Linked DNA regions of Homo sapiens: region 2 is linked to region 1. A link is a loop called in an ENCODE intact Hi-C map of the cell type or tissue named here. Cell type or tissue: K562. All regions are shown on one strand. Region 1 overlaps CPLANE1 (ciliogenesis and planar polarity effector complex subunit 1). Region 2 has its middle 14 kb from the start of SLC1A3-AS1.

Evidence for each region. Hi-C counts contacts between places; a loop is a spot of excess contacts. Peaks named below come from ENCODE experiments on the same cell type or tissue, not always from the same donor. Only the 100,000 strongest peaks of a DNase experiment are listed, where the experiment ranks them.
Region 2: it touches region 1 in a loop (5-fold over the local background); 2 of 110 quality-filtered maps call a loop at or near these places.

Annotation. Positions count from the first base shown.
Region 1 is chr5:37,209,271-37,214,270 of GRCh38, reverse strand. CPLANE1 (ciliogenesis and planar polarity effector complex subunit 1) reads left to right here. Exons shown (of 53, transcript NM_001384732.1): 16 at 539-712. It also overlaps the pseudogene OFD1P17. Among named protein-coding and RNA genes, the nearest start is that of CPLANE1-AS1, 37 kb to the left of the region's middle. In K562, a CTCF peak has its summit at 1,973; a DNase peak (open chromatin) is centred at 1,970; H3K27me3 peaks cover 3,030 bases.
Region 2 is chr5:36,736,866-36,741,865 of GRCh38, reverse strand. No RefSeq gene overlaps it. Among named protein-coding and RNA genes, the nearest start is that of SLC1A3-AS1, 14 kb to the right of the region's middle. In K562, a CTCF peak has its summit at 2,026 (motif pointing left); DNase peaks (open chromatin) are centred at 1,245 and 1,995; H3K27me3 peaks cover 529 bases.

The sequences.
Region 1 (5,000 bases):
CTGGTCTCAAACTCCTGAGCTCAAGAGATCAGCCCACCTTGGCCTTCCAAAGTGCTGGGATTATAGGTGTAAGCCACTGTACCCAGCCAATTTTGATAAATTTTAACTTTTTATAGTTTATATGTATTTTATGGTACTAAATGATAAAATAATTATTTACATATATTTTTTATATTGATGACATACCTTTTTCTTTTTTTATTGATATTTCTAGGTTATGTGGTATGCCTACAAATTTTTTCAAATTGTCACAAATCTCCAAAACATTTTCTAGTACATTTATGGAAAAAAAATCTGTATATATAAGTGGATTTATGCAGTTCAAACCCGTGAAGTTCAAGGGTCAATTGTAATTGTTTCTGGTTTTATTGTCTTTAAGAAGTACGGTACCTATTATAATTCAGCTTGTATTGGCCATGGGTGCTTATCTCAGAAAAAAAGGTATTGCAATTTTCTTTTTGTATAATGTTGGGAACTTAAATATTATTACTTTTGGTAGTTGATCACAATCTTCTTAGGTCATTGCTGTATTCCTTAGGTGCTGCAAAGTCTCATTTTGAGTGTGGAATGGTGGGCGGTGTTCATCCTGAGGCAGCAGTGAGAGTCGTCCAGTCCATGGCTCGTTTCATGGCTGCCTATTTCACCAATCAGCAGCTTTGCATTTTGCCCCCTCATCATGTGAATGTTCTTCCCCCACTTCATATTAAAACAGGTAATGTAGTAAACAAATCCTTTTTAAACTTTTTTTGCATTGCACATAATATAATATTTAAAACATATTATACAGAGGCCATTACTCAATGATACTGTTCTAGCATAGTATCTGAAACATAGGAGGTGATTTATGACTATGAATGAATAGAATCTGAGAAAAGTAATGGCTTAGATTCGTTTTTACTGAACATGGCTTTTTAAAATCACAAAATTGGGACAAGTTGATCTTTATAAAGTTTTTAGTTTTAAATTTTAATTTATTAATTATTTCTTTTTAGAGATGGAATTTTGCTATATTGCTCAGACTGTTTTTGAACTCCTGGCCTCAAACAATCTTTTCTTTTTTTTGAGACTGAGTTTCGCTCTTGTTGCCCAGGGTGGAGTGCAATGGTGTGATCTTGGCTAACTGCAACCTCCACCTCCTGGGTTCAAGCAATTTTCCTGCCTCAACCTCCCAAGTAGCTGGGATTATCGGCATATGCCACCACACCTGGCTAATTTTTTGTATTTAGTAGAGACAGGGTTTCACCACGTTAGTCAGGCTGGTCTCGAACTCCTGACCTCAGGTGATCCACCTGCCTTGGCCTCCCTGCTGGGATTATAGGCGTGCGCCACGTGCCCGGCCAAATGATCTTAACCACCTCAGCCTCCCAAGTAGCAGGGACTATAGGTGTGCCCAGCTGAAGTTTCAATTTTTAAAGTGAAAGAGCTGCCACCTTCATTTATGTCAAAATGTAGAGATTTAATAAATATTGAGCCTGCTAATTCAGTATTTAATGTTATTTGGATGATTTACTTTTATTATTTTATTTGGACCATTTACTTTTTAAATTTAATACTTTCATTAGTATGGTCAAAATGCATCTAATCCTGTGCTAGATAACTGCCCTGCTCTCAGTATAAACAGGTACACAAATTTCTATGATATTCATTCATTCTAATTTTTATTAAGTGCCTACTATTTGCCACACAGTATTCTTAGTGCTGCACATATACTAGCTTGCACCACATGAAATTGATAATACGAAAACATTTGTAGTTTCTTTCTTTTTTTTTTTTTTGGATTACACATTTTTATTCAGAGTTTTATCTGTTGATAGAGAAACATTTACAAAGGAGTAAATGTTATGTAATTTCTCATGGTATGTAAGTTAGAAGCTGGGCAGCAAACATGGTTACCAAGAGTCATCTGGTTCTTCATGAGAAAAGCGTGTTAAACTTTCGACTTTGTCACTACATTGCAGTGTGTCCACTAGGGAGCCTTCCTGGACCATCTTTTTTGAGCTCTTATCTGCCGACTCCTGGTCTTGCTGGATGATTTTCATGTATTTCTCTAAAGGATTTTCACTGTGAGCAGATTTGTCTTTCATTTCTTGATTACTCATTTCTAATTCATTTTCCATTTCAATCTTCAGTGATTCTTCAGTCATCCTCCTTTCCTGATACAGTTTTTCTAGTTCTCTTCTTTCCCTTTCTAAAATTTCTTGTAGGTTACTCTGCCTTCTTTCTTCTCTCTGCTTTCGTTCTTTCACTTGCTGTTCCCATATTTTTTCTTCTTCCTTTTGTTCTTCAATTTGTTTCTGATCTACACTTGGGTGCTGATATGAGAGGGGCACAGCAGCTACAGCTGCGCCCATATGAAGCATATCCCCGGCAGGAGAGGGCCCATCCATTTCAAACTGCCTTGGCACATTCCGTGCATATTCAAAAGATGATTCAAATTCCTCGTTATCCTTAAAAGCTAGCTTGTCCGCATCTGAAAATTCACTTTTGTCTTGAAGTTCATTTTGTCTCCAGTAAAGACCCGCTTTCTGCTCCGGAGGGCTGGAGAAGGGAGGGATGGAGAGGTTGTGCCTAGACTCAGCGGGTGATGGCGGGGGCATTCTGTCAGGATAAGGACTGGGGGAAGCAATGTGTGATCTGCCCAGACCTTCCAGATATATTTCACTTTCAAGGCTTCTTTTTGCTTTTGGAAGGGGTGTGGAGGAGAGGCGTCTGGAGGAAGTGCCCCCGCATAGCCTTGAGGCTGCACTGCCTGTCAGGGCTTCCAAGATGTCATTCCTTTCTTCTTTAAGTGTGCCCACTTGAGGCTGCTCAGAGACAACTCTGTCCTCTGCAAAAATACGTCTTTCCGGGGAACTGGAAGTAATGTTTTTGAAGGCTTCCAGCAAGTGCAGAGATGGTGGGCTCTTTGCTGGTAGTGGGCCTTTGGCAGAGTTTTTAATGTCTCTCCGATGGTAACTTCTGAAAGCCTTTTCCAAGCGTTCCGCCTCTTGCTGAAGCTGTTTGACCCTTGCATTAGTATTGGCGACAAACTCAAGGTCAGAATCAGGGGAACTACCCTCCATCCCTGCATTTGGATAATTTGTGATCCTTGATGCAACCGTACCTGCTAGAACTTTTTCCTGTTTAAAAGGATTGTTCAAGAAATCCCCACTTATCTCACCATTGTGAAGCACCATGTTGCCATTTATTAATCCATTGGCAGAATGATGGATCACAGACTGCTTTGGATTGCAGTACACTTCATTCTCTAGGGCTGTCTGAGTTTGCTTCAATTGCGATTTTAAATCGGCAACCTGAATAGTTAACCTCTTTATGGAAACTTTGTAACCTAGTATCTGGGCCTTCAACTGTGTAGTATGCTCAATTTCATCTTGCAGTTGTTTGTGCAGAGCTTGTTTGCGGCTTTCGAACTCCTCATGCTCAACCACTGTAGCCTTTTCTGCTCTCCTTAGTTCTTTCTGAAAGACCGCAAGTTCAGGAGCCAGCTGAGCTAGGCGGTTTAGGAGACGCAAGTTTTCATTTCTACTCTCTTCCAGTTGTTGTTTAAGTAATTTATTTTGTGCCAGAAGCTCCAGTCTCTCTTCTTTTAGTAGTGAATAGTCACTCATCACTTTAACCTTTTCATTCAGCATATGGTTTTGTTTTGTTATTGCCAAAGACTGGGCTTTGACAGACTCTAATTCAAGCTCAAGTTCTTTCATGCGATTTATAGATTGATTGAGTTCCTCCTTTTTTGAATTAAAAGCTATGAGCTCCTCTTGCAAATGAACAGCTTTTTCTTTATTCTTCCTTTCATCTTCAATCAGTCGATTAGTTCTAATGATGTAGTCGTCCTTTAGTTCAAGTTGATACTTTAGGAGTTCATTCTTGAGTTTTTGGTCATAGGTCTTCTCAAAACTCTTTATATTCTGCTCCCGTCTCCTAAGTGCCTCAGTCATACTTTTATGTTTTTCTTCCTGGAGCTTCTGGTTCAGTTCAAAAGCTTCAACTCTTTGCTTCAGCTCTGCTTCTCTTCCTCTTAGCAAATCCATATCTTTTAGTAAAAGTTGCCTTTGAGCATAAATCTCTTTTGTTTCAATCTCTTGGTGCTTTTGAATTCTCTCAAGGGTGCTCTTTTCCCGAATAACAAGGGCTTCAGATTTTGCTTGACAAGCTTTCTCAAAATCATTCTGGAACACGGCTAATTCCTTCTCATACTTTTTTTTTGCTTCCATTTTAATTTTTCCTATTTCGGTATCTTTAAAAAACTTCAACTTTTGACATATTTCTTCCCGAAGTTGCTCTTCTATTTCTCTCTTATATTCATTTAGCTTTATTTCTAAAGACTCAAACTTGATACGCTGAGGGTAAGCATCTGCAAACTGATCATCAATAAGCTGAAGCTTCTCAGCCAGAGAATCTCTGCTAAATGTCGAACTTGTCTGAGTTTCCATATTACAACTTTCTTTAGCTTGATGATATTCTGCCAATCCTTTTAAAAAATGCATAAGAAAACCTTTTTGGTTTTCTTTATCAGCTCCTGAAACCAGTGATTTGTACAGACTGGAAGTAGGGTTGATTTTAATGAGTTGTAATAGATCCTGCATAGTAAATACCTTTTCTTTTGCCAAACCACTTTCTAGAAAGAAAACAGAAAGTGAATATTCACAGCCACATCTTTGTAAGTGATCTGCCACTAAAGAGTTAGAGGCACTTATTAAGAGGGAGCTCCCTTGCACTGAAATGGACTGAGGTTGCAGTTCTCCACTCAATACAGGGTGCATTAACTCATGAATTAGCTGGTTTCGAAGTTGTATCTTGAGTGTTTCCAGTATACCCCGATCCTTAAATGTCTGGTATAGCTTTTTGCGCAGTTCATTTTGACTCAACACATCAGCCACGGGGAGCATGTTGGACTGAGCCATCATCAGCCGTCAGCTTCCTCCGGAGCCCGCCTCGCTCGCCCCGCCGTGGCCCGAGTTTAGTGCCCAGCTGGGGCTGTAGGGCCAAGACGAGGGGGA
Region 2 (5,000 bases), 470 kb after region 1:
CACTTTTCCCCAGAATGTTTAGGGGAAGAGTAGGCTGTCAGACTAGAAGGGACCAGACTGATAGAGGCCTAGAATACTAGGTTGTATTGTTAAAAGTTTTTCCAGTAATAATGGGGAGACATGGAAGGTTTTAGAGCAGAGGTAGTTTTAATAGCAGTGTTTAGAAAGATTACTCCAGGAGTAGTAGATGTAGATGAATTGGTGGTGAAAGAGCCTGGAGGCATGAGGCCTGTTAGGAGATATTTTCAGTGGTCTGGATAATAATGACCAGAGGAGATGTAGTAACCATCAGCCTGGGGAAAGGAGATGGATCAAGAGACACAAGAAAGCAAGAGCAAAGGGCCTTGGTGATATTTTAGATTTGCAGGGAGAGGGAAGGAATGAAAAATTCCTGGAAGGTTAGTGATGACAATAATAGAAATCAGAAATGAGTTCTATTTGCATTTTCCTGTATTTGTTTAAAATGTTGGCAGGACATACCGGTGGCGCGTGTCCAGTAGCCCATTGGAAACGTGGAACTGGAATACAAGGGAGCGGTCATAGTTGAATAATTAGGTTTGAAAGTCATCAGTGGAGAGGTGGCAGCTGTGACCCTTCATCTCTGCCCTGAAGCCTTCCATATGGTCAAACTCGTGTGAGTGCCTGCACTGGTGGCTTTCCAGCAGCGTCCCTCCTTTTTCATCCCATGTTTCCTGTCCCACTCCTTCTTATGGGCTGACTTGTGTCCCAAGTTGAAATTCTATCTCTCAGTATCTCAGAATATGACTGTATTTGGAGATGGGGCCTTTAAAGAGGTGTTAATAATTAAGGTTAAATAATTAAGCCCTAATCCAATATCACTGGTGTCCTTATAAGAAGAAGAAATTAGGACGAAGACACACACAGAGGAAAGGCCATATGAAGACACAGGGAGAACCTGGCCACCTGCAAGCCAAGGAGAGGGGCCTCAGAAGAGACCAACCCCATCTCAGGCTTCTAGCCTCTAGAATTGTGAGAGAGTAAGTTTCTGTTGTTTACACCGCCCAGTCTATGGTATTTGTTAGGCAGCCCTAGCGAGCTAACACACTTCTCCAGGGACCTGTGCCCTTGGATCACCACCCCGTTTGAGCTGAGGGCACTCCCTGCTGCCAGCTTATTCCATTGCTTACATTTTACCAGGTCTGTCTCCCAGCCCCTCATTATCTGGATCTGTTCTGGGTGGTAGTTAGTCGTCATCAGAAATGTGATACTGTGGACGGAAGCATAAGTTTATCCTCCCCCAGTAACAGTGCTCTGTATCTCAGGAGGCTCCCTGTGGTAGGGACTCTGGTGTCCAGAGCAGGGCTTGTGCGACAGGGAGGTGGTCAAAGATGCCTTTCTGAGCACCCGGCTCACAGCTGTTCGAGGACTGTTCTGCCACCTGTTCTTAAGACTGTCTCTGGCAGTGGATTCCTCCATGTGCCTCCCTCTGAAAGCATGCTCAGAACAGAAAGAAATGTGTTCCTCCTCATTAGCAACACAGAAAAAAAAATGAGATTTTATTGCACTTATAATTCATGCTTCTCTCTCTCTCTTTGCATTTAGTAATGATTCTGAATTTCAGTTGGGTCCTGTTTTTCAGGACATAAAATAAAGTGCCATGAAGACCAAGTCAGTGCTCAAAGTAGCCCTCACAAGAAACAAATAGAATGATGTGTTCTCACCACCACCCACAAAGAGCTTATCTATGAAAGGGTGGAATAGCTAGTGCTTGGAAATCCCCCATTAGCTCAACCGGTCAGATTCCAAGTCTTATCTTTTATAGACTTCTGTGACAGTGAGATATTCAGACAGGGTCCGTGAACTTGGTGACTTCTGTGTTCCTTAGGGCTGGCCTTTATGATGGATTGAGGCAGTTATTATCAGGAAGATGCTGATGAACTGTTCTCCATCTTCACAGGAGACAGAATGAGAGCAAGGGGGTGGAAGATGTGGCAAAAAGTCTTGTTAGAGCCTACTGGTAGGGGCCATTTTAGGATCTGACTAGGTTGTTCTCTAGCTCCCTCCTCTGGGAGCCTGCGGTACTACCCAGCGTTCCATTGTCAGTCCATTTACTATGCAGATTATTTTTTTACGTGCCTGTTCCTTCCAATAGACTGGGAACTCCCAAAGGAAGTTCTCTATTTTTGTCTCTATCTTGTCTCTATCTTAGTCTTTCTGCCTCAGCATCTAGCTCGCATCAGGTGAGTCCGCAGTGGATGGGGAATGAATTCATCTATGGGATAACTCACTGTCCCTTGAAAACTTTCTAGTATCCTGGAGATTGTGTGTATCAGAGAGAGAGAGAGAGAGGCTCATGAATAAACGACTCTTGGAAATGACTCTCTGATGGTTCTGTGCAAGATTTTCTTATTCTGGATATCGAAGAACTCTGTAAATACTGTAGTTGAATATCTATCATACGTCGATGATTTTGACATAATTATTGGCTGATTGACTAACAAAGGACTCGGAAACACAGGTAGTCACCAGAGGGAGAAGTGTGGCATCTTCTCTAGAGATTTTTAGGGCAAGAGTTATATTTCTGAGATGGGATGTGGACAAAATGCTAAATGCAAATTTTCCCTAGGACTTAAAGGGTGATTGGAACCATGCATGTAGGCTGAATGGATGAACGGACGGTAGAGCTGCCATTTATTGACTTCTGCTACGTCTCAGGGGCTTTGTACATGCTCATTTAATTCTCACATACGTACTTCTCGAGATGAATATTGTTTTACACCATTTTACAGATGGGGAAACTGAGGTGTAGAGAGGTTTATTTATTCTTTTAGTCAACCATATTCATTAAGTTTGTGCTATATGCTAGCCCAGCCTATATGCTAGGCTCTGGGGATACAAAAGTGGCAAGACACATGTAGTCTTTGGCCACGTGGAGCTTACAATCTAGCAGGAAAGAGAAACATAAAAGAGGTAAGAGCGATAGTTTAATAGGGTGCTGTTAAAAGTTGTCCTCTTCCCATTAGGAGCACACAGTATAGTGATACACTGAGCAGCAGACAGGCTATTACAATGCGCTTGTTTATAAGTGCACATCACAGCTACATTGCAATGTAGCTTTACAATGTAGGGTTATAAATGTTCCCTAAGAGTAAGTATTTGGTGCTATAAGAGCACAGAGGAGACAGGCAGGGAGGCTCCTTGGAGGAAGTGACATTCACTGAGACCTGAAAGGTGAGTAGGTTGGATCAGTTTAAAAAAAAAAAAAAAGGGGCAGGAAGTGTTCCAGGCAGAAGGAACAGAATGAGCAAGGTCCAGAGGTGAGAACTAGAATGGTCCCTGGAATATAGATATGGGACGAGAAATGAGGCTGAAGAGGTAAGCAGGTGCCTGAACCTATGGATTATAAAAAGCTTAGTTCAGAGGATGTTTAGACTGGGTGCAGTGACTCATGCCTGTAATCACAGCACTTTGGGAGGCTGAGGCACAAGGATCACTTGAGCCCAGGAGTTTGAGACTAGCCTGGACAACATGGTGAAACGCCATCTCTCCAAAAAAAAAAAAAAAGAAAGAAAGAAAGAAAAAATTAGCTGGGTGCGGTGGCACATGCCTGTGGTCCCAGCTACTTGGGAGGATGAAGTTGGCAGGATGGCTTGAACCCAGGGGATTGAGGCTGCAGTGAGCTGTGTTTGTGTGACTGTACTCCAGCCTGGGTGACAGAGTGAGACCCTGTCTCAAAAAAATAAATAAGATAAAATAAAATAAAATAAAAAGCGTAGACTTGATCTCAAGGCAACCAGGAAGAGGATGAAGGTAGTGGTGAACAAAGTAGAAGGAGGTTAAATGACTTTTGCAAGGTCTCATAGCCAGAAAGTGGCACACCTGGCATTTGATCCGAGGTTCAGTCTAACACTAAAGCTCATCCCATGGCCACTGGCCTATGCTACCAGGAACCATCCTAAGATGTGGAGAAGGAGAGGTGGAGGCTTACTGGCCTACTCACTTTTTCTGCCAATTCCTCCTGGACTTACTGTTTTCTATTGCCCTGGGCCTCCAGCAGCACTAGAAGAGAGCGTGTCCGCAGCCTCTTCTTCCTGGGTGGGAGATGCTGATGCCAAAGAGCAGTTTGTGACAGCACTCCTGCCTCCCGGCCACTCCCGCACCCTTTACCTGGGACTGACATTTCTGTTCACTGTAGATCTGTGCCAAGAAACTGCCTGGCTGCCTCCAAGTGGTGGGGGAGCTGCTGGCTCCACCTGGATCTGGGGGCCTTCTATCGCCTTCCGGGAACAGGAAGCAGGTTCCCATCTGGTAAGAGGAACAGGTGTTGGGTAGGGAAGAGAAGAGGCTCGCGTTCTCTTCCCTGCCATTTGTGTTCTTGCCGGGTGGATTCGAGGTGCATATGCTTGTGTTTTGTTTTGCATTGTTTTCCCGTATACCTCCTCAGCGCAGGGCTGCCATCGTGCCAATGTTTAACTCAATCTATATGCCGTTATTTCATAGTTTGGAACCCCAAAATGTTAAAACTCTTTCATAGTAAACAAAACATTTTCAATAATTGCTCAAGAGAATTTGGAAAAATAAGCTTGTTCGTTCCATCTTTCTATTTTCAGTAGGATGGTTGTCTTTGTTCATATTTTTCTTTTCATATAATATAGTGGCTAAGGGTGCAGTCTCTCCCAGACTTCTGGAGTTCATATGCTGACTGTAGCACTTTCTAGCTGGGTGACACTGGGCATATTACTTAACATTTCTGTGCCTCTGTCTCCTTAATTGTGAGAAAGAGATGATAACAGTATCTATTTAATAATCATAGGATAAGTATAAGGATTAAATGAGTTGATAGAGGTAATGCCTGTAGAATGACGGCTGGCACTTAGTAGGTGCTTCATAAGTGGCAGGCTACTGCTAGTATTCATGATTTAGCATGGGTAATTTTTAATTTTTATTTTTTGAATTCTAGCTGTCAGTCCAAGTGGACTTTTAGAAAATGTTTTGAAGTGAGCAGCGGTGCTGCCCTTCAGCCTCAGCACTCCGTCCAT